Regions from separate parts of the Mus musculus genome. Here region 1 is linked to region 2. A link is a loop called in an ENCODE intact Hi-C map of the cell type or tissue named here. Cell type or tissue: heart. All regions are shown on one strand. Each heading gives the region's core, and the rest is flanking DNA. Links, peaks and the distances in the headings are about the cores only.

Evidence for each region. A loop is a pair of places that touch in the nucleus more often than their neighbours do. Peaks named below come from ENCODE experiments on the same cell type or tissue, not always from the same donor. Only the 100,000 strongest peaks of a DNase experiment are listed, where the experiment ranks them.
Region 1: it touches region 2 in a loop (2.3-fold over the local background); 3 of 42 quality-filtered maps call a loop at or near these places.

What each region holds. Positions count from the first base shown.
Region 1 is chr19:38,218,259-38,231,178 of GRCm38, reverse strand. It overlaps Fra10ac1 (FRA10AC1 homolog (human)), which reads left to right and starts at 7,027. Exons shown (of 14, transcript NM_001081075.2): 1 at 7,027-7,217; 2 at 9,266-9,342; 3 at 11,452-11,547; 4 at 11,676-11,721. The coding sequence starts at 9,266. In heart, for the core only: CTCF peaks have their summits at 2,287 (motif pointing left) and 7,122; a DNase peak (open chromatin) is centred at 7,048; H3K4me3 peaks cover 2,167 bases; H3K27ac peaks cover 1,567 bases.
Region 2 is chr19:38,045,241-38,057,429 of GRCm38, reverse strand. It overlaps Cep55 (centrosomal protein 55), which reads right to left and starts at 2,389. Exons shown (of 10, transcript NM_001164362.2): 1 at 2,113-2,389; 2 at 1-20. In heart, for the core only: a CTCF peak has its summit at 3,766 (motif pointing right); a DNase peak (open chromatin) is centred at 2,569; H3K4me3 peaks cover 2,758 bases; H3K27ac peaks cover 1,921 bases.

The DNA.
Region 1 (12,920 bases), core at 2,242-10,241, 170 kb before region 2:
TATGAACACTTGCTGTTAAAGAATCAAACAGATGAGACATTGATATGCGTGTTTAGCATTAGTCGGTGTTACTCAGCGCCCTTCCCAAGCCTCAGCACCAGCGTGCACAAGTTAAGGTCAGAGCACATCTTCACCACCACGGGATCAGCTGTCTTCTCCTTTATCCCCTCCGGTGTGCAATCATGTGCTCTGTGTTCACAGCCTGTGTTTGTCCAATAACAGTAAATGTAGGTGCCTTGCTGCATCTGCATTGGCTTTTGGTGTCTTCTGTGGATGGATCCTTCAAACCTTTTGCCATTTTTTTTTTTTTCCTACCGAGAGTCGACTTTTAGTGTAATACATTCTTTCAATGCTTTCAGATGTTTAAAATTTTTATTTGTACAGAGTTTTTCCTGCATGCATGCATGTCTGTATATCACATATATGAAGTGCCCACAGAGGCAAGAGATGGCACTAGATCTCTGAGACGTGGAGTTACAGACGTTTGTGATCTGACATGTGGGTGCTGGGAATCAAACCTGAATTCTGCATAATCAGCAAGTGCTTTTAGCCTCTCTGGCATCTTTGTATACCCTAGTATAATGGTATTAAAATATGTTTTTTAATGTATTAGCTATGTATACACACTCATATAAACGTTGTGTGTGTATGCATGCATTTATTTGAATATATACATCTCTTTTTCTCCACCCTGTAACTTAACTTTTCATTTTCTTAATAAAATCTTCTAAATGAAACAGAAGTCTTTTTTTTTTCCATTTTTATTAGGTATTTAGCTCATTTACATTTCCAATGCTATACCAAAAGGAAACAGAAGTCTTAACTTATTTATGCCTTCTTATGCACTCTATTTGAGTCCTTCTGGCTCTAAGAGAAAAATATTTAAAAATACCATCAAGATGTTTTTCTGTTTTATTTAGAACTGACTTGTGTGTGGTGTAAGGTAGGGATCAAGCCGCACTTTTTAAACCATATGTTGTGCAGCAATCACTCTCAAACTGAACAATTTCTACTTACTTTTAAAGGTTTATTTTCTTCTTGATTATGTATATAATTATGTACATGTGGTAGCAGGTGTGGGAGGAGACCAGAGGGGGGCACTGGAACCCTTGGAACTGTGGTTACCGGCAGATTACTGTAGCCTGATGTGGGTGCTGGGAACTGAACTCAGGTCTATTGTAAGGGCAGTATATATGTATTCTTAACCACTGAGCCATCTCTCAACCCCAATTTCCTCCAAATTAAAATATTGCATCCTGGAGAGGAACTCCCAAGTCTCTGTAAGTTCCAAAGAAAGGCTTGTTAAGATTCAGGCAGTAAACAACTCCCAAGTCTCAAGAAGTCCCTGAAACTTACCAGGCTCTCAAGGTCTCTCTCTCCTTAAGGTTGTTACTGCTAAGAAGAGGGAACTCTCACCTCCTGAGCTGCCTGTAAGTTGTGCAGAGAGCTTCAGGGTGCTTGTTTTCATGAGTTATCACTCATACTGGGTAAGCTTTTTTAGATGCAGTGCCTGTGGGTTGTCTGTGCTCCTGTAAGTAACCCTCGCCATGCTCCTGTAAGTGACTCTGATAAACTCTGTTAATAGTTCTCTGAGTTGGACTTTGATGGTATTGTTCCTTTGGTCTGTCATTGATCCCTTATCTGGAATGAATAGCAGGGATGAGTATCATGTTTTCCCAGAAAACTTCTCACACAATATTATTCTATTCTGTTGACTCGGAACTATTTATTAGCCAGACCATATTTAATCCTATGCTGTTAACCACAGGACTATATGTGTATTGGTCTTGGGATACTTGAGAAGTAGTTAATAGTTGAACTTATTCCGTTGGTATTTGATTCTTTTTGCAAGTAGCATTTATTATAGTCACTAAGAATAAGTCATCATTGCTCAGGAATCACTTCATCTTAAACTTAATCAGTCACAGTAATATAGATACTTGTATTATCCTATTTTATAGGTAAGGAAATAATTTGCCCAGAGTTCTCTAGCTTGTGAGTGGCAGGAACATGACTTCAGGGAAATTCTAGTTGACTCTGACGTTGGAGAAGCTTTTGATGGGGGGGGGGGGGGACAGTGATGATATTATGTTGTTAGGAGAGAGCTAGAAAGAAGAGCTAATTAAAAAAAAAAAGAAAAAGAAAAAGAAAAAAGACAAGCTGAAGAGTCGGCTCAGTGGTAAAGAGCATAGAGTGCTCTAGCTGTGAATCTGGGTTTGGTTCCCAGCACTCACATGGCAGATCCCAACTGTCTGTAACTCCAGTGCCAAGAGTTCTGCCGCCCCCTTCTGGCCTCCATGGTCACTGCATGCATTTGATATACATGCAGGCAAATAAACTCATGCATCTAAAATAAAAATGAATTTAAAAATCTTTAGGAAAGAACAAAGAGGTAGAGAATGTCTTAACTTAAGTATACAAATATTAAAGGTTTTTTTTTTACAGAAGAGGTATTTTAATCTTTTTGTGTGATTTGCTAAAGTTTCAAATTCCCTCCAAAGCAAACTTATTACTTCTCCAAGAAAGTGTTTTGTTTTTGTTTTAAGTAATCCTCTTGTCTTCCACAGGGATGCTTACAATCCTTCAATCTTTCCAGCTTTAGAAACATCTTTCATTTTTCTCCATTCCCTCATCCTTTATACTTAATTAGCCACAACTTCTACCATGTATTCCTTCAGCTATTAAACCATTTCTCTCATTTCCCACTGCCTGCCATCTGTTCTGATGAACTCCCTACTGTCCCTCCTGCCTCCAGCCAGTCTATTAAAGGGATAATATACTACCAAAGCACTGCGCACAATGTCTCCTTTTCAAAGCTGAACCCTTTAAATGCAACATCTGAGCGGATTCTCACACTCTTGTCCATCCATATTGACACCTCTATTTTATAACTCTCCTTTATCACTAACCAAATGCCAAAATTTAGTATTCAAGAACATTCCAAATCGGCCTCAAGTTCTCTCTGTGGCCTTACCTTCACTACTCCTTTAAATTCTACTCTCAGTGAAGTCACCCCCTCATGTTCCTCTAAACAAGTCATAGCTATTTCTACCTCAAGTCTTTTCCTGAAAGTACACTGTCTTGATTATTATCCCCCTTCCCACATCCTTTAACATTTAATATCTACATTTAAATTATAGCTCAAGTCTGATTCCTTCTAAAGCCGTTACCACATTTTACTAAACTCTTTCTCAAGTTATTTGGTTACTTTTCTCCTTAAAAAAAATAGCTCCCAATTTGCCCAAATATCACAACTGCCATCGGCCTATTGAAAGGCAGTAGAAATATTAAACAGAAACCCTGAACTCAGAGTCAAATGTATTTGGGACCATTTACATGCTCATGACTTTGGGAAAGTTAATTTCTCTAAATCTTCTTTCTTGTCTGTAAAATATGAATGATAGTACTTTGTCTTGTTTAACAATATTTACATATGTGTACTTTTGTGGGTATGAACCTGTGGGCATGTCAGCATGTATGCAGCAGTCAGAGGACACCCCAGATGTTGGTCCTTAGGAGCCTTCCACCTTTAGTTTGAGACAGTGCAACTCTTGGCTCTTACAGGTAGTTAGTCTAATTGCTCCACTAACTTTCAGGAATCCATATATATGTATATGGATGTGTATATGTATATGTATGTGTGTGTGTGTATATATATACACACATACACACACACACACACACACACACACACACACACACACACACACATATATAGTTTCTCAAGAGAACCCTGACTAATACAGATGAAAACATGAGGTAGGTGGGTTATAGCCAAGTTGGGGAATCTGTTATAGGCCTTAGATGCCATCTGATAACATTTTTCACCAAGGGTTGGGAAAGGTAGATCTTTGTCCTTTCCAAAAGGACTTATCTAATCTTTGCAAGAATCTTAGATCACACACAGTCGGGTAATAAATGGTTATTTAAAGGGTTAAAGATAGCCCAAGATGTTTGACATTGGATCTGCAACATTTTGACTTACCATAAATTGAAATTGTAATCAGTCAATTGACCTTGTAGAATGATTAACATGGGCAGTTGTTTTTTGGTTTTCTGGGATCTCAATTTACAGCATAGACCAAACCACCCCAAGAGTTTGTTGCTTGAAGCAGCATTTAATTTGCATAAATCTGCAGTGTGGGTCGGACTCAGTGAAGATGGCTTGGGTCTGTCTGTACTACTATTTACCATCAAGAAGACAGAAAGGGTCAGGCAGAAGCTGCATCATCTGTCACATGCAGCTTCGAAGCCTCTCAGCATTATTTCTGTAGAGCCTTGACAGCTGGGGCAGAGATGCAGATATCAGGTTACCATGGAGAAATATTAATGTTGTATCAACCTTAATGAAAAAATATTCATGTGATCATTTTGGGAAAATAAAGTGTGTTCAGACCTAAAGGATAACAGAACATGTATTGAAAGCATGGCTTGATATTTTATGGCCATCGCCATCCATCTCTGGCCCTTATCTAATGCCACCATAGCATTTTGTTGCTTTGAGCATCAATATATTATTGCATTTTTTTGTAATTATCGATAACATATCTTAAAGCCTGGAACCCATAGGTTTCCATATGCCATATACTTATGGTATATGATAGAATACATTGATTTTACTATTTTATATGCTCTGTCTTTTAAACTGATTTGTCTCTGAGATAAAGAAGTGATTTTTACATGTTTGTAATTCCAATGACTGATCCACCCAAAGCATGTTCTTAATGGGTGTTTGTGTCTTTTAATATTGAATTGTAATCGCTTACTTGAGAGTTTTTCATCAGGTAAGTTTTCTGTCCTGTGTTGATTCAAATTCAGATTATGTTATCTATCTATAGCATATACTTTGTATTTAATGTCTCCAGTAGCTGCTGACCTCAAAGCAAAAAATGGAAACCTTTGAATGAATGGAAAATAGAAACACACATCAATGCAGCAGCTACTCCCCGTAGAATCATGAACTGAGAGGTAGGAGCTGAATTGTATAAAAGGAAAGTGCTGCCGAGCTCCAAACCCTCATGGACCTGTGGGGTCAAGGTCTGTGCATATCTCTCTTATGCGTAAAGCAAAGCATGTGTTGAAGAGATGGTGTGTTACGATTCTATTGCTGTGAGGAGACACCACGAGCAAAGCAACTTATAAAAGACAACATTTAATTGGAGGCCTGCTTACAGTTTTGGAGGGTGAGTTCATGGCCATCATGGTTAGCAAGCTTGGTAGCAGGCAGGCATGATGCTGGACCAGTAGCTGGGAGCACACATCCTGATCCACAAGTTATAGGATAGGGGTACGGATACATATATATAACTGGATACACACACACACACACACACACACACACACACACACACGTCATATCTATCTGTCTGTCTGTCTGTCTATCCATCCATCCATTCACTGGGCCTCTGGGCTTTGAGTTTCAATAAATGAGGAGCAAGCAGTCAAGCATCTGAATCTATGGGGCCCATTCTCCTTCAAACCCCCATAGCTGGCAAAGCTGTGGAGAGGCTTGCTGCTCTTTCCCAGGGCCAGGGTTCGGCTCCCAGTACCCACACCACTCTGTCACGCTTGTTCCAGGGCTTACCACACCGTCTTCTGTCCTCCATGTGTAATGTGACATGGAGAAGCAGGCACACACATATGACACAGAAGCAACATCTTTAAAAAATTTAAATGCAGGGCCTACAACAGCAGCACAGGGTTGTTGGAAAACTAAAAAGAAGTTAATAGATAAAAGATGTTTTTTAAAAAGGAACAAAAATGCTAATGCATGTCAAATATTGGTATACAAGAGTTTCATTTAGGCTACAGGAGTTCTTATTAGTGATAAAAGGACAAAGTATTTGGTTTTTAGATATCTATAAAAATTGACTGCTTGACAAATTAACTCAATACTTTAATAATATTAAATTATGAGGTTTCCTATTTACATTTTTAAAGGAAACATTTTTATTGTAGTATAATTCAAATGCACCTTGAAATGCATAAATTTATAATTTTGTAATTAACAAGATTGCAATCGCTGCTCTATGTAAATCAGGGTGTATCTATGATTTGCTGCCAGGAATAAAAAAAGTCTTGAACTGATTGACAGGGATATTGTTATCTACTGGTTAGGATAAAAGATTTAAAATGAACGTGTATTAAGATTCAGAGTTCTTCCTTAACATGGACCCGCTGTAAAAGTGAGAAGCATGCCAGTTCTGTTCAGCAAATGTTTTAGTAGCTCCTGTGATTTCAAAGGCACAGTGTTGGCTGCGGAGTGCGAGATGAATAACTGCTGGTATTGAAGAGAAGCAAGATCTGTACCCAGTGGAAAGAGGAATGGGACGTCACGGTGTAGGGCAAACACAATGCAGGAACAACCCAGTGGAGCTTAAAATAATTTAATTCTGGCTGCCTGAGGTGTTTTTTTTTTTTTTTTTTTTCCTTAAATTTTATATTGGATGCCCTTTCTGCGTGTGCTAGGTTGCTTATTGGCGTAGAATCTGCGACCCTGTGAAATCTTTTTCATTCCCCATTTCTTCTTTTCCTTGCCAACTCGATCTCTTCAGCCGCCAGCACTGCCTTTGGAACAGTATCTATTGTGTGGGTGGCGGAACGCGGGGAAGCTATTTCTGTTCTAATTATGAGCACTGTTTTCGTAGGGGAAAAAGAGGGGGTGATAAGGCAGATCTGAGGCTGAGCTGCTGGCTGGGCGAGGATGCTCGGTGGAGGCGTTACTAAGGTTACTAGAGAGAGGACCGCAGGTGACAGGCGGGGTTTTTCTCTATAGCAATATACATTTTCCAATGAAGGACGTGGGCTGGGCAGTGCCACATTGTACTACATATTGGATTCCCTAGAGGAAAAAGGAGATGGCCCAAAGGAAAAATGAGGGACCAAAGCAGGGAGCCTCTGCTTCCTCTTCCGGGCCTTTTCTTCCGCCGTCTTTGTTTACCCCCGAGCCATTCTGGCTGCAGCACAGAGTCGGCGCGCCGGAGAACGGTGTCTTATCGATGTGACACGCCTCTGAGCCGGGCCGGAAGCGGTTCCCAGCCGGTACCCGTAGGGCCAGGCGTGCAGCGTGCGGTGACAGTGGCGCGGGCGGCGGCGCTGCGTGGCTCTGGAGGACCGGCGCGGACCTGCAGCGGCTCGCTGAGGCCGTGGCTCGTCGCTGCAGCTGTCAGGACTCTTGGGGGCGAACTTGCCAGACAGAGAAGAGCGGAAGGGAAGGGGTGTGTAAGGAGGGCCGTGGGCGTGTTTGATCTCAGAGAGGACTTTGAAACTGGTTCTTAGTAGTTGAGTCTCATTTTTATTTTGACAGATTCGGGAGGCAGCAGATGCCCTATTCTCGAGATTTTCTTAATTCCAGTCAGTTGATAGCATGATTTGAGTGAGAGCTTTTTAGTGAAGCTACTGGGTTAAGATAGCTCAAGGGATGGATGAAGCTGCCCGAGATAAAAAGAAATGTGGCGTCGGAGCAGAGAAGAGGTGTCTGGAATGAGGGGTCAAGATGATCTACTAGTTCCAGGTTCTACTAGTTTCAGGTCTTCCTGTACTAGGTACCGTCCCCAAACTATGTAAGCTTGAGGTTTGGGCTTCTTTACATAACCTCTATGTTAACCTTTACATAAGTGGGGAAGTAGGAGACGCGTCTGTGCCAGCCAGACCTTAGATTCTGCAACTGCTCCAGGCTCCACACTGCGGTTTTCCACCATCAATATATGAAGCACGTGAGGATGGATTAGAGGGTAGTAGAATTTGAACAGCCTTGATGAGATCTGCTAAAAGGTGTGACGTCTAGGTGTATAAGGCAATGATAGCTGTCGGTCAGGAAGAACTGTGGCTTGCAAACCTATGTCTCCAAAGCTTGGCTGTTGCCTTCTCTTTAGCATTTGGTGGGATAAGGAAGAGAGGTATATACTCACACGCCCAAGTTTGAAAATGGAGTTGCAGAGACTCACAGAATTTAATGATTTGACATAGCTACCTTATTTAACAGAATGACAAACAGAAGGTAGTCAAGAACGCAGACACTGGCTATCCTAGCTGTACTTGCCAACACAGATGCTAAAGTTAATGTCTCTTTACCTGGACTGGGTCCTTTCAGCAATAAAGATTGCAACCCACCTTTACCCCTATTAATGTGTGTTACGAATTCTGTACACTTACTGACACAAATACCAAAGCTGAAAAATATTATCACTTGACCTGGACTGGCTCCTTTCAGCTGCAGGAGTTGACTATTGATGATATACAGTAGTAAAATCATCTGTACCCTTGCTCATGTGTGTTCCAAACTCTGTGTAATGCTGGAGTCAGATGCCTTTTCAGGCACAACTGACAGCTGAAGCTTTTCAGCAATTCCAAGACTATCCATCGGAAAATAATAAGACTGACTAAGCCTAGGGGTAAGGAAACTTAGCTTAAGGAGACCTCAGCTAAAACTCATGCTTAAAAATTAAGGAAAAAAAATTTAATCAGTTGATAATGTACTGTTTACAAACACTAATTCTGGCAAGTTGTGCCTAATATTCCCAAGAGATTGTTGAAACTGGGGCCTTAAGAATCAAGTAGATTAGTTTAACTACATTTTCATTCCTAAAATGCAAGTACTTATTTTTAACTTGAAAAATCATAAGCTTTATAAAAGTGCTTATCACTGTGTCTATGACAAAGTAATAATATAGTCACCCAGTGCTTAATAAGAGAGACACTTAAATACATTTCTGCAGCTCCTTCATTGTTCAAACAGCAGAGAGTATGCTTCTACAATGGTACAGCCATCAAACACCTCTACTACAGACAGCCCCCAAACTAGTATCTTTCTAGACTATGAACGTATATAGCATGTTGTTGCAATTATTACTGTAGATAAGTGTAATGGTATTTGCACAGTTAGGCATAGCTACAATGTAGAAGGTATAGTTGAAGTACTAAGCAATAATTTGTATTTTCCTCCAGTGGTCTGTCTGTGGCTGAAACATCTCTAGGGGGTGTGGGGTGTGTGGCACAAATAAAAGTGATGCACTGTTGTCCCTTGCATGGAGTCGCTTTGCAATATCCAGGCTTAGGTTTCACTGGAAGGCCAGTGACTAATGTCCTTATTCTTCTTATTTCAAAGGGATTAAAGTGTTAGGTGGCTGCGTAGACCAGAGACCATGATCTGCCCAGCATGACTTGTAAAGCTTGTGGCTGTTTAAGATCACTTAACTCTCAGTCTTGTGTTTCCTGAGTATTTGGCAGCTCGGGTCCGCACGGCTGACCTCGCACTCCTTTGCAGATGCATGGGCATGGAGGCTATGACTCTGATTTTAGTGACGATGAGCAAGGCGGAGGCTCCAGCAAAAAGAGGAAGAAGTAAGTCTGTTGATCCATAGTTCACACTGTTTCTAGACGGACATGAAGTATAACTAAATCCTGGAAAGGGTTTGGATTGACTTTGCATATGGAAACAACTGCTGTAGCAAGTGAGGGTTTATTCATTGCACTGTAATAAATGGATTTCAGTTTGGAGGTAGTTGTGGGGAAAATGAAGTTTTGTTGTGAAGGAGTTTATTGAAAGGGATAGAGGGAAAAGGAAAGATTTCTCTATTGCATGTTTTTTTTTTTTGTTTTGTTTTGTTTTTTGTTGTTTGCTTTTTCATTTGTTAAGACTGTGTGTCTGCAAATGTCACAGCTTAAAGGAGGCTTGGTTGCTGTTTGTCTTCCCAGTGAGGTGCTCGTGGAGGATGAATTGTAATTCAGAACAGTTGTAATGTTGACTTGAATGAGCAGGTCAGAGTTGGCAAGACCAAGATCCTCTAGCATACAAAGCCTGGGCTTCACAAAGAGGACACATTTTTGTTGTTGTTGTCATTTTTGTTTCCTGAGACAGTTTTATTATTTAGTTCAGGCTATCCTGGAATTCCCTATATAGCCCAGGCTGTCCTAAGACACAGTCTTCTTGGTTTAGCTTTGAAAGTGCTGGGGTTCCAGGTATGAACTGCATGTCCAGCTGGAGGCTACATCTTCACAAAATTGCTGTGTTTAGGGCCATTGTCCTTAGCTTTCAGTGCTTTGAAATGTCATGGTATGTAGTAACAGGAGGGCTTGATTCGTAGTAGCAGGACTTAGAGAAGTTGGTTTATTATCCCATAGTGAGACTGATGTGTTATCACTAACTAGGAATGAACATTTTATAAAATCGGCAGTCTTTATCAATAACAGAAGAATAGTAATAATTATAGCAATGTATGTTTTTTAGATTTCTTTCTTTCTTTCTTTCTTTTTTTCTTCCTTCCTTCCTTCCTTCCTTCCTTCCTTCCTTCCTTCCTTTCTTTCTTTCTTTTAAAAGATTTACTTATGTTGTTTATATGAGTACACTGTAACTGTCTTCAGACACACCAGAAGAGGGCATTGGATCCTATTACAGATTGTTGTGAGCCACTATGTAGTTGCTGGAAATTGGACTCAGAACCTCTGGAAGAGCAATCAGTGCCCTTAACCACTGAGCCATCTCTCCAGCCCTGTGTTGTTTTTTTTTTTTTAGATTTTCATTAAGAAACATTGCTTTCTGGTCTGGGGGGGGGGGGTGTAACTAAGTTAGTGGAATGCTTGCCTAGGATATAGGACGCCCAGGTTCAGTCCCCAGTGCTGTGTAAAACAAAGAAAAGTGACACATGCCCTTTAGAGGCAGATTAAGGAGCATCAGGAATTCAGGTTTATCCTTGCTTGTGTAGTGATTTCCGGGCTATCTTGGGCTAGTGAGGATCCTCCCTCAAAAGAAATGATTTATGAATAGAATTTGAGCAGATTTAGTTGGGTACTGTGGTCTAGGGTTCTATGTATCCATATCAGTAAGGCTGTTTGTCTGTGGTCAGTGTCCTCTATAGTCAAACTTTCCTTTCCATATTTTTTACCTGTTAAATCTTCATTATCTCTCCTTTAGAGGTAAATAACTTAGGGTGGTAAATGATCAAGTCAGGAACTGAGCTAGGAACCTGCTGCTAAGAACTAGCCATTTTCTCTTATCTTTTCCATTTTATAAGTAGTAAATAAAATGAAGAAGCAAAATGTTTCATTAAAGATCAGAGACCCATTTTAAAGTTAAGTCCTTATTTCATGTTAGTTACTTTTCTAGTTGTGAGCCTGTTACCCGACAAGAAGAAACTGAAAGATTTGCTTTTGGTCAAGATTTAAGAAGGGGTACAGTGAGAAGGGGTTCCTATGGAGGCAGGGGCATGAAGTAGCTGGTCACATTGTGTCTACAGTCAGGAGGCCGAGAGCAGATATAAAGTGAGGCCGGGTTATAAAATGTCAATCCATCTGCAGTGATCCACTTCTTCCAGCAAGGCTCTGCCTTCCTAAGACAGCTGAGGCAGAGGTCACTGGCAGAATACCTGTCGAGCTGTCACAAACATGGGAAGAGTTAGACAGCATCCTTCAAGAAAAATTAACTTTTAACACTTTTTTTTTTTACTACACCAGGACAGTCGAAGATGAGTTGCTGCTTACAAAACCGTTTCAAAAAGAAAGGCATGGAAAGGTGGCCCATAAACAAGTCGCCGCAGACTTGCTCGACAGGTGTGGCGCTTTGGTGCTATGACGGACAGCCTTTGCGTTAAGCTCTTTTATAATCTCATAACCTGTGGGTTTCATTATGTTAATAAAATATGGGCATTTGAATTTACCTAAACTTCTTTTTTAAACAGGGAAGAAGCAAGAAATAGAAGGTTTCATCTCATAGCTATGGATGCTGTATCCTTTTTATAGTCCTATTTTCATAACTAATAGAATATTTTGCTTGTTATCCATGTTTTCTGACTTTTAAAAATCAAAATCTTGTCAAGTTAAGTAGACTAGTTTTATTTTTACAGGTTAGTAGTTATTGATATAGAAATTTACGATTTGAATTTTCAGGTGTAATTCTCTTTTGCTAATATATAGGAAAAACTAGAGGTAAAAATAATGAAATAAATACTAGTTGTGGTCTATTAATAGACTTTAAAGTCCAGGAACTTAAAAGGGTTCCCACCTGTTCTTGTCAGGCTTGCTCACTTCCCTTTACTGTTCTCGTCTTCTTGAATATCATTTTAATTCATCCCCTTCCTACCTGGCTCTTGACTACTTTAAATTTTCTGCAAAACTTCTGTTTTAAAATTAAGTGTGTCTGAGTGCCATCTCTATGTGTGCTGTTGCTCTGTTCCTCGGGTATGACTGAAGACTTGAGCTGTGAGTTAGACTGTCATGCACCGCTACTCGGGATGTTAGAGAACAGGAGAGGCCAGGCAAGACCTGAGTGTTCACTCCCAGGTCAGGACTGAAGAGAGGAAGCACCACACTAGAGTCATCTGATGCATTTTCACCTCATTCCTTTCCTTTAAGTTACTGTGTTCTAGATTTTTTTTTTTTAAAAATCTCTCTTACCTCCTAATCCATTGGAAACTTACCTTAGCTTAATGGTCTTATCTCCCATAAACATCTATACATATGTTCTCCCTTCTCTGACACTCTCATTGAGGGTGTTAGTGCACCTAGCGAGAATAAAAATATAGGTGATATGTTTCTGTCATGGTAGAGAGATCTCATGGCTGAGATGGTAGAGAACCCCAGTATTTTTGGGAAGTAGGCATATGTTTAGCTATAGGAGTAGTCACCATCTTAAAAGTTAGTGATTTTGCTAGGTGTGGTACACACCTTCAATCCCAGCATTCAGAAGGCAGAGGCTGGCAGATGTCTGAATTTGAGGCCAGCATGGTCTACATAGTGAGCTCCAAGCTAGCCAAGGCTACATAGTGTGACCCTGTCTAAAAAACAAAAACAACCAACCAACCAAACCCAAAAACCAAAATGTTAGTGGCTATCTTAGTTAAGGTTTCATAGTGAAGGGACAACATGACCAAGGCAAATCTTATAAAAGGAAAACATTTAATTGGGGTTGGCTTACAGTTCTAGAG
Region 2 (12,189 bases), core at 103-8,102:
GGTTATAGGTTTACAGGCACCTGTAAATTAACAGAAAGTTTTGGTTTACAATCAGTGGAAGGGTCCCCAGGCCTTCCACTTTCAAGGTGATATCATACTCAAGAATAAAAACTCTAATTCTGAGTTTATAGTCATGAACTCAACGTGTGCTCTCTGCTTTAGAAGGTATGTGTAGTTGAACTCTGATGTAAGTCGCCCGAGGCCTACATGAACCGGGTATTTCTGGAAGGCAGGGTGGGGCTGAAAGAGACTTAGACTTTGAGAAAAGAATGATGAAGCCAAGACAAGTAGGCGACATGCAGGATAGGATGTGTCTCCGGGATGTCTCAAGGTTCTCTCAGCAGGTAGCAGAGTCTCAGAGAAGAGCATCTGTAGTTGACATAATATAGCCATCTAAGTCGAAGGCTACACCCCAGGTGACCTCATATTCAGTGGCAGCAAAGTCTGAATCAGCCTGCTTCAAGGCTGGGGGAGGCTACAGAACTCTATCTTATTCGTTTTAGAGCGTATGGCAGGAAGAAGTGAGAAAATCCAACACAAGACATTTATAGAAAAAGAGGTGTAATTCTCAGAGATTGGGGGGGGGTGAAAGAAATGAATGGGCAAATGAAGTTAGGCCAAGTTTCACATCTGCTAATAGTACTAGATGAGAGTTTAGAAGCAAATGTAGAATACAAACTCTAGGCAGGCAGATGTGTAGTAAAATACACTGTATATATAAATAATGTAAAAAATAGCTCTCCATTAAGAGATTTAATAAAACCATTTTTCTCATATGTCCTGAGATAAAAATGAAGGCAAGGTGATCATGGAATTGAAAGGAAGATAAGACCTTCCTTCATTCAACTGTTACTACAAAGCTATGGTGATACAGGCTAATAATCCTAGCACTCAGGAAGTAGAGGCAGGATGGGCAGGAGTTCACGGCCAGCCTCATTTGCATAGACTGAAGGCAGCCTAGCTGCACAAAACTGTTTAAACAAATCACAGACTATTACTACAAAGCCTTTTTACCAGGTAACCTAATCGGGACTGGATATAAGCTGGCTAAAGCAACAGAAAGAAGAAGAAACAACATAGAGTCTCGGATGCTAGGAAGCTTTCAGAACAGTGTAGCAGGCAACAGCAATACAACAAAAGAAAAGGAGATTCACATATTCTTAAACTGTAATTAATACTAATAGTCATAAAAGCTACCACTACAAGAAAATCTACTTAGGGCGGTGAGTGTGAGGTTGTCCTGTATAAAATCAGCCTAAAAATAATAGAACTGCATAAACAAACTTGAACGAAATCTGTATTAATGCATTCAACCTGGTTTTGCCCACTATCTTGACAAATACCAAGTAAAATTGCTAGTACAATCTGCCGAGGCAAATGCACAGTTAACGTGTTTTAGGAACCTGCTACCACAAACGTTTCTCCCTGGGCTTCTGCTGACGTCAGAAGGAGGACTTAACAGTTTGAAAATACCCTCAGGACATTTGCATCCTAACTTTTGGAGAGGATTCCTAAAAACTTAGTGTTCTTGACTCTTGTCTAGGCTGACCCAGCACACACTCCTCCTCATCTCAATCCTGCTCTCACCTAGTCTTTCCTTTCCCAGTATTTTCTATTCCAATCGATCATAAAGTTCTTTTTTTTTTTTTTTTAAAGTTCTTCTACTCGGGAACGTCCCTACCCAGTCCTAGTGGAATCTCCTTCAGGATGTGCTCTCTTAAATTTAATATGGGACACAGAACTCACCATACATACACAAGCTAGCAGTCAGTACTATCTGCTCACAACATTTTCTTTTTCAATCAACAACTGTTCAAAAGAACTGTGTTTTGATTTTTTTTTGGGGGGGGGGGCATACAAGAGCTTAAAGGCAGCTGCTTGGAAATCTCTGACTCGACTGAAGGGACCTAAGTCATTCTGGTCAGGAGTCTAAAGAAGCATTTCCGTTCAGTAAATCTCCCAAATCTACGAGGGGTCAGGAAAGAGGCAGGAAAATAAAAAACTGCAAAGAGAAGCGCTTGCTAAGCAAAGGCTGACCGCACTGGAGACCTGAGAGACCTGGCTCAGGTCACTGGCCTCGCGGTAACCTCTCTGTTAAGAAAGTGATAATACCGCCAAGTTCAAAGGAGCCGAAAGGATGGCCTGCGGGCCGGCGGTCGACAGGAACGCAGCGCGGGGTCTCTCAGGGAGCCAGCATGTGTTCCAGCGATTCCAGCCAGGGGAGACGGAGTCCTGCGGCGTGATCTGCTCACCAGCGCTCCTCCCGGGAGGTCTAGTCCTGCCCAGGGGCTAACGAGCCCCGGCTGTCCTCCCCTCCCTCCCCGGCCGAGGCCGGGACCACTCACTACCTGAGACAAACACAGCGCTCGCGTCGCCGCCGCAGACCACTTATCAACCAGGACACCGCTTCCGGGAGTTTGAATCCCGCGGCTGTAGGGCGGGTCACGTCACTGCCGGCTTGGCGAAGGGCGGGGTCTGCAATCAGAGGACGGGCGGGAGAGGGCGGGGTCTGCAATCTGAGGAAAGGCGGGAGAGGGCGGGGCCTGCAATCTGAGTGAAGGCTGGAATCTGAGGATGGAGGAGAGAGGGAGGGCCCAGGAGCCTGAGGGCGGGGCAAAGGCGGAGTCTAGAGCCAGAGGAGGGGCGGGGCAAGGTCTGGAACCCGACGGCAGGCGGGGCGAAGACCGGCTCTGGAATCAGAGGGAGGGGATCGAAACTAGCCGGGCAGACGGGTAGGGGCAGAGTGGGGAAGGTAAGGGCGAGCAAGACATAGAGCCTGACGGGAGCTACAATCCGTGCCGGCCGGGTCAGAGAAGGACCTTGTGAAGATAGAGGGTGTCTGTGGAAACGTGGTGTGAAATGAGGCGGGTGTGATGGTGTGGGTGTGGGTGTGGGTGTGCGGGAGTGTGGGCGTGGTGGAGGCGGAGCCAAGGACAGAGTCGGAGGACCAGTTCAATCTGGGCCTGCTTGCTTTTCTCTGTGTGTTCGGACCCTGCTGTTATCCATAGGACAAGCTCTGTGACCCTCGCCTGGGACTGACTGGTCTATGTTCTTTGGGAACCAATTTCTCTTTGTGAGGTAGAGCACAACCTCCTAGTCTTCCGGGCGGGCCACTCATTTACCCTGTCAAACTCAGGGGCGGAGCAATGGGGAACGAAGCTGTAGGGAGCTGATAAACTCCCAGTTTGAAAACCGAGATTGTGAGCCCCAGCAGCGATTCCAGATTGCTGCCCTACAGGCAGATGTGTCTTTATTGGTCTTTATCGGTCACATCAGGGTCTTGATTAGCGTCTTGAGAACTTGAAGCAAACAATTGCTTATGGCGTGTCGTTCTTAGACTTAGCCTAGGCATACCAGAAGTTTACAGCGAAAAAAATCAGTAGCAAAGCATCCTATGAAGGTAATGTATGTAGTACAAGGGTTAAAATCCTGAATGCCTCTTAATAGATGTGTGGCCTTGAGAACATTTCACTTCCTTGAGCCTCAGTTTCCTGATCTATACCAGGATGCAGATAACCATCTGGTAGTGTGGCTGCGAGGGCTAGAGTTTAACAAATGTAGTTAGGCACTGTTAAGTAAAAGACAACAAATCCATTTGTTACTGAATCTAGTGGATGAGAAACCATGTAAGGAATTTCAGTTTGTTTTATTTGTTTAAAGCAGGAAGATGGCAATCCAAGATACTGGAATTCTCTATTTACACAGTCCTCCCGCCTGAAGTATGAACGGAGAAACAGATGGAGAAAGGAATAGTCTTATTAACCACAAGGTGGCACACTAGAAGGCGGCAAGCAGGCTTTTGCGTTTCAATGTCCATCTTTCCCTTTTGCCCTGTTTTTCAGGGCATGTGGGTGTTTTTTGGGGTATGTGGGCCCCAAACAGGTGGAGCCTGGGTGACCCCGTGTTCCAAAGAGCAGCCTGTTCTGGTGTCCTGGTTCTGCACATCTTACCTTCTTTATGTAGAGCCGTGAGGTGTTCAGTTCAACACTTTTGTGTTGATTAAAATTAAAATGTCTGGTTATTGCTGAGGTCAGCTTTTCTGGCAAGCATCAACTCCAGGAAATTGACCTCTCATAACCTGAGACAAGGGAGGAAGGGGAGGGACTATGTTTTTAGCTAACTTCAATGAGCAGGTGTTCGACAAAAGGTAAATTTCAGTGGGCAGCTAATTCTGGAGAGTGCAGTATGGAATATGCAGAAATGGGGGTATTATGCATGTTTTTATTCCCAAGAAGCAGTTTTGGCTTTCTTCTTATTTGTGTGTTAAAGTGTCATATGGGAGTGATTAGGGGTGGGAGAAAGTTTGTCAACATGAAGTCAGGATGTGAATATTCACTGCCCAGACTATATAAGAAGCAAAATTGGAATCAAGTAGGAGGATCTTATATGCATGCACGATCTCCAACACACACACACACACACACACACACACACACACACACACACACACACACACACACACCAGGGGCAGGGGAGGGTTCCTTAAATAGTAGAGCACAGAGGAAGGGTAGGGAAGTTCACTGCAGTTCTACATCTGCCCTCCAGAACCTTGGTTCTTGTGGAAGCTGCAATGAATAAGGACTAGTAAGGGAGAGGCATAGCCAGGAGGTTCACTGGGAGGCTTGGATTATTTGTAAAAGCCAATGTTGGATCTAGACGTCAGTGTTTGCTCTTTATAGACAGGCACAGTCGTGAAGCTTCAAGCTGCTAGCTGTTTCGATAGCATCTCATGGAGATCTCATTGTCCAGGTGATACTGACAGTTCACTCAGGGATATTCTAGGGTGAGGATTCAAGACTCGTCTTTATTCATGTAAGGAGAAAAACGGGAATGTCTTTATCTTAGCAGGAGAGCTCATTTTCTCCTTAGGAAACAGTGTCAATGGTTTTTAGACTTACTAATTGGAAACCAGGAGGCTGGTGTGATCTAAAGAGTTCTAGCTTCCAAGGGGCCTTTCATGAGTCCACAGGACCCTGCCTGCTAATAGACCTGCATGGCTAATAGAACATTCTGCCATGACGGAAAACTTCCTCTGTTCTGTCCAGTATGGCAGCGCTGGCCACATTTGACTGATGTCTGCTTGAACTGTGGCTGCTGTGAGTGAGAAACTGAGCTCTAAGTTGTACTTAATTTTGCTTTTGAACAGACAGCTAGTTCTGTTAGTAGAAAAACTGTAAGTATATTTGAAAAACTTGGGTAGAGGAGCTCTTGAGAGGGTTCAGTTAGTAAAGGCTCAGGCCACCAAGTCTGACTGACTGAGTTTGACTCTCAGGATCTGCATAGTAGAAAAGAGTACTGACTCCTTAAGTTGTCCCTTAAAACACACACATGCACACACACACACACATACACACTCACTGAATAAATGTGATTTAAAAGGCATACACATATCCTTTGGGTTCTAAAGACTACAACATCTAAATATAGATCAAACACTTCTGATGAAGACTTTGTGTTCAAGTTGAGATCTAATATGCTTTGTATTCTTACATATTAAAAACCATAATATTCTGGGTTGACTAGCTAAAATAAAACATGGAAATCTGTCTTACCTAGTATGTTTATTTTTAAAGGAAAATCCAAAATGGTGAATGTGACTCATGTTACATTCCTACAGAACAGCACTGGTATGCATATAATAAAGGATATTATTTATTACAATGTGTCTTTTTCCCCCTGTAGGTTTATTTTTTACAATATTGGTTGGGGTTTATTGCTCACTGATAGAACACCTGCCTGTGCGTGAGGCCTTGGGTTTGATCCCTAGTAGAAAAAGATAGAAGTGGGGGAAGGGGAAAGAGAGATTTCTTTTGGAGTGTGTGTGTATGTGTGTGTACTCACACTTTTGATTATGTGTACCCATGAACACAGATGTCAAAGGTGCTTTTCCATCCACTTTGTCTTGTCTGGGGATTTGAACTTAGGCTAGTCTGGCTGGCCAGTGAGCCCCAGGGATCCCTGCTCTATCTTCCCAGAGCGGCATTGGGATTGCAAGTGCATGACACCATGCCTGGTTCATTTATATAGGTTCTAGGGATCAAACTCAGATCCTTATACATGCAGAGCAAGCACTTTACAGATTGAGCCATCTCCCAAGTTCTTGACTAATACTTTCTCAGCAAAGGCCATGTTCATTCCTATCAGATTCTTAGCTTCCCCAAGTATCCTGAATAGCGACAACAGCCAAATGTTCTGATATACTTTATCTCCCCCTAACTTCTGTGTAGACTCAGTCACTGCCAAGCACATCTTAAAAAGAAGAAAAAAAAATTAAATACTATTTTACAGTTGGTTGACCTTCTTCGAGGATTTCATACTCATAGATTCAATCAATTATAGAATAAAAGATATTTGAGCAAAGAAAAAATGTGTATTGAATATATACAGGATTTCTTCATTGTCATTATTCCCTAAACAACATAGCACAGTAACTATCCACACAGTATTATCATCATTGTGGATATTATAAGCAATCTCAAGGTGACTTAGAAGGGAATGTGTAGAATTTACATGCAAATACTGTTTGATTTCATTTAAGTGTGAAATGCTCAAGCATTGAGCATGTGTGGATGTATCTGTGGTGGAATATAGAACTAATTAATACCTCATGTATACTGAAGGACAACTGCACGAAGTTACTTAAAAATAATACTCATTGTGCAGAACCCTATCATTAAGCTAGTAAAGAATACCATTTTAATACAAAAGTGCATTTTAGTTACCTGAAATGATTTCTGTACAAATACATTATCAAACAGGTCTTAAAATAAACCATGCATAGATGCCATGCTGTTAGGTAACACATTCCTAAGAAACTGAGAAACTGGAATTGAAATCAGATATTATAGCTCGCTCTATCTTTACTTTCTCTGGCTAAATTCTCTTTAATGTCCCTACTATTTTGTTCCTTGTATCTGTAATTTTTCCCCCCAGATTTTCTTTCTGTTCCTCTGAACATTTTGCTCTCTGTGTCTCTTCTCCCCAGTGTTCGGGACAGGCCTAAGGCTACTGACAGAGATGAATGCAGAATTTTCTTAAATGATAGGTGTTGGAAATAATGAGGCAGATGTGCGGAATATTCCAGCTAAGGAATAGATGGGCAGAGAGTTTTGCTCAAAAAATAATCAGTGTGACTTCTGATCAGAGCTGTCCAATCCATGAGACTGGATGTCTCAACTGTCCCAATCTGGTTCTGGAGTCCTAGGGAACTCCTAAAGAGCTGTTGGTCTTCAGTCATTTTGGAAACCAAAAGAAATAGGTTCTAATTCTAATGATCATTCTTGCCTGCTTGTACTAGGAAGCAAGTGAACATCAGGCACAAAGATCTTGTGAGCTAAGGGTATCCAGGTATCTTATTTGGGATATCTATTGTGATGAGACGCCATGACCTTGGCAACTCTTATTGGGGCTGGCTTGTAGTTCAGAGGTTTAGTCCATTATCAGCATGACAGGAAGCCTGGCAGCATGCAGGCAGGCTTGGAGCTGGAGAGGTAGCTGAGAGTTCTACAACTGAAACCTCAAAGCCCATCCCTAGAGACATACTTCTTCTAACAAGACCACACCCACTCCAGTAAAGCCACACCTCCTCATAACACCACTCCCTATGAGCTTATGGGGGTCATTTTCATTCAAAACACCCCACCAGGGGAACAAAAGTACCATATTAAATTTCTGTGATGTCACAACAAATTACTGTGAGACTCAACAGAAACCCATTCTCTCATAGTACTGGAGGCTGGAGGTCTAGAACCAAGGTCAAGGTTATTGAGTCTGCCAGCTCCCCTTTCTCTCCCACTTTCCCTGGGTTTAGTGATTTCTGACAACTCTTCCATTCCTTGACTTGGAGATGTGTCGTACAACTCAACCTCTTTTCATATAGCATTCTCCCACATGCTCTATGTGCAGATGTCCTTCTTATAAAGACACTGGTCATATTGAATTTAGGGACCGTTTAATCCAGCAGAACCTCATCTTGACACGGTTTCAACTGAAAAGACTGTTTACAAAAAAGGTGACATTCCAGGTTGACATAAATGTGGGGAACATTCTTAGCCCAGTATGCATATCTTAATGGCATTAAGGGTTGAGTGCATATGTTCTAGGATGTGTGGGTAAAGACAAAGCACCTTGTGATATGTACCAAGTCAAGTCCTGGGTTGGGAACTCAGCTCTGCTATTTATGTAAATTTAGCCAGTTATTTCATGCTGTTACACCTTCATCTGTTGTAAGCCGGCCTGTGGTCTACATGAACCGGGTATTTCTGGAAGGCAGGCTGGGGATGAAAGAGACTTAGACTGCAAGAAAAGAATGATGAAGCCAAGACAATTTTTCTCTGATCAAGGCCCACGAGTTTACTAAGAGACTGTGCTTATAAAGGGGGAAGCCAGTCCATTCTTGGTGTCTGGAGCCAGCCTGTAGGCGAAGTGAAGTGCAAGATATGATGTGTCTTCGGAATGTCTCTCAGCAGGTAGCAGAGTCTCATAGAAGAGCAGTGGTAGTTGACATAACAATATAGCCATCTAAGTTTGAAGGCTACACCCCAGGTGACCTCATATTCAGTGGCAGCAAAGTCTGAATCAGCCTGTTTCAAGGCTGGGGGAGGCTACATACAGTGAGAAGAGAACCTACCTATAGGTTTGTTTTTAGGATAAAATAATGGCTGTATTGAAGCAGTTGGGGCAAGAATAGCTCACTGAGGAGGCTGCCACCGAGTCAGAGGTGACAGGAAGAGAGGTGGCAGAGGTGACATGAGGATGCCACATCTGATGGGGTAGAAGAATAAATACATGAATTTCCTTTTGTAACCTCTGGGGTCTCCAAAGCACATGTTCATATTCACATCTTGCCAGTGAGTTATCCCTGTCTGTGACAGTTTGAGTGCCCACTTGACTGAACATGGGCAAGGTGTAAGGTGTGTGTCTGTGAGGTGAGGTTTCTAGAGACAGTCAGGTCACGAAGCCTCTGATTTAATCAATGGCTGAATCGTCTAAATGAATTTGTGATATGACATTACTGAGAGGTAGTGAAATGTAGGAAGCAGCCTGGTTGGAGCAAGTACATCTTATATTTTATCCTGGTTCCTTTCTTTCTTTTTTTTTTTTAAAGATTTATTTATTATTTTATGTAAATACACTGTAGCTGTCTTCAGACACTCCAGAAGAGGGAGTCAGATCTCGTTACGGATGGTTGTGAGCCACCATGTGGTTGCTGGGATTTGAACTCTGGACCTTCGGAAGAGCAGTCGGGTGGGTGCTCTTACCCACTGAGCCATCTCACCAGCCCCATCCTGGTTCCTTTCTTCCGTCCCCTTTCTCTCTGTTTCCTCAACCTCATACCCTCATCATCCATTCTGCCTAGAGTATCCTTCCCCCAGCTCAGTTACATGTCTGTTAAATCATAGCAATGAGAAGCACTCACGCGCACACACACACACACACACACACACACACACACACACACACACACGCACGCATGCATGCATGCATACCCACGTGTGCAATCAATTGCATTTTCAACACACATGCACACACTCTTCATGAGCCCTTGTGATGCCATACTGGAGTTGATTGACCAACAAGTTCTCTGAGCGCACTCCCCACCTCCAGCACAGATCCCTGCAGCTGCCCGTCCCTCCCAGTGTTCCCCTTTCAAACTCTTCTCTGGGAAACAGGACTCAAGCTCCTTCTGCAGTCTGACCCTGAATCCTCCTTGCCTTCCTTCAGGATTCTCAGTGCCGAATGACAGAATCCAGGAATCCAGGAAATTAATGCTCAGAGCTTGGGAATTGATCCTTCTCATGGCTTATTTAACAATTTTACAGGTTCAAATTGGATGCATCTTATCAAATATGCTTGATGTACCTTAAGCCATATTTAAGATAATATTTCTCTTGTAGAAATTTAAGAAAATTTAAAACAACGATGCCAAGACATTGGATTGATTTTGAGTCGCATGATAGTCTGTGACTCCTTGTGGTTGTTGCATGTACTTGGGACTTCTCTACAACTTGAATACCTAACCATGAATTCTTAGAAAATTAACATTTTATTAATGTGAAAAATTCCTTACCAGTGAGGCAGGCATTCCTTTGCTTTATTCATGTGTCATTTTAAAGTAGGCTTTATTTTTAGAATAGTTTTAGAACCACAGCAAAATCATATTCACTCTGCTGCCTAACACTTCGCCCCCCCCAATCACACACACCACAATTTGTATTAGTTATAATTAATGAATTCATTCACACATCATTGGTCTCCAAAGTCCAGAGTTCCCATTAGGACTTGCTCTTGGTGTATATCCTATGGGTTTGGACAAGTGCAGACAGACATGTACTGAGTGTGATAACGCCATAGAGAATACTGTAGTTCCACTGTCCTCAGAGTTCTCTGTGCTCTGCCTGTTTATTGCTCCTTTTATCCCCCCAACTCCTGGAAATCACTGTTTTTTGTTTGTTTTTTCATTGTCCCATCGTTTTGCCTTTTGCAGAAGTTTATATCCTTGAAATCATGAAGCACTTAGCCTTTTCAGATTGGCTTCTTTTACTTAGTAATAGTTAGGTTTCCTTCACTTCTCTTCATGGCTTCATACCTTATGTATTTTTAGCCCTGAACAGTCTGAAAGTTCACAGTTCATTCATCAATTCATTCCAGACTTTTATTAAGGAGTGTTTTGGGGAAAGGATTCTCACAGCCGCCAAAGCTTTCATTCCAGTGATCAAGTCCATGTTGTGCTTATATCAATGACCAAAACATGTCAATTATAATGAAATATCCAGTGTCTTAGTTAGGATGTATGCTGCCTGTGATAAAACACTATGACCAAAATGCAACTTGGGGAGAAAAAGAGTGTATTTCTCCTACACTTCCAGGTAACAGTCCATCACTGAGGGATGACCTAGAGAAGTCATTCTCACGAACACCTACTCTGGAAACAGGAAGTCCTTCTTAGAGACCTGATCTTTCTTTGGGGACCATATTCAGTGCCTGGCAACCATGAGGGAAGTATCTGGCCAACACTGAATAGAACACTTGTTTGCCATCCATCTTTTCTGTTCTGAGATGCTGTTTTCTAGGAATGCTGCTGTGGCTCTGTGTGTATTCTCTGCCTGCGACTACAGCCCAGATGCTTATTATGATAATTCCTCACATATGGCTCCTGAGATTTATGCAGCACCCCCTGTGATTGGTTTTTCTGGGGGTTTTGTCATCCTCATGGTTATTAGCCCAGTTCTGTAACAGAATGGTTGGTGGTTTTTGTCAACTTCACACAAAGAAAATAGGACATTTTCTTGATTGGTGATTGATGTGGAAGGGCCCAGCTCACTGTGGTACCATCCCTAGGTCCTGGAAGATACAAAAAGAAAGCTGAACAAGCCAGTAAGTAGCACCCCTCCATGAACTCTCATCAGTTCCTGCCTTCAAGTGTCTGCCCAGACTTCTCAGTATAATGAGTAAGATGAAATAAACCCTTTCCTCCACAGGTTGCTTTTGATCATGGTGCTTTATCAGAGCAATAGAAACTTGAAGACACAGAATCTCCATCTTTAGCCCTGGCCTACACAAAAGAAAAATTCTGGGACGAGAATACATCTCTACCAGTGTGTTCTTGATGTCTTTGGAAATGATGTGTTCTCTGGGATGCTGTGGATAGGATCTGGTTCTTCTGGAATTTGGTGGTACATCTATCTAATCTATCATCCCATGGGAGGGGGCAAATTTTCACTCTACCTTCCACTGCTTGCCAGAGAATTCAGGGTTTTCCTCCTAACTTAAAGTGGGCAATTGTTGTTATAACACAAGTAGAAGACATCCTCTAGTGTATCCAGCTCATGTCCAAGGGTCACTTAACATGTGAAACTCAGTGCAGTGTCCCTGGAGACTGTCCACATCTGTAACCTCATATCCAGGTGTGTGTTCTGGAGTATTCCTTGAAGCAACATCTTGAAATTCAGTCCCTTGTGCATGACACAGCCATTCTACTCAGGAACTCTCAGTAAGTGCAGGTGAATGTACCGGGTCTGCATAAGAACAAAACTTTATCAGCCAGCCAGGATGGAGAATGACTCAGGAAGCCCTACTTGTCCTTGATCGACCTGTTGCTACTGATAGATTCAAGGAGAGGAGGAGTCATTGTCTTTAGTTGTGTACTTGCTGGGGACTGTACCAGGCTTTAGTGGGTAGTCCTAATTC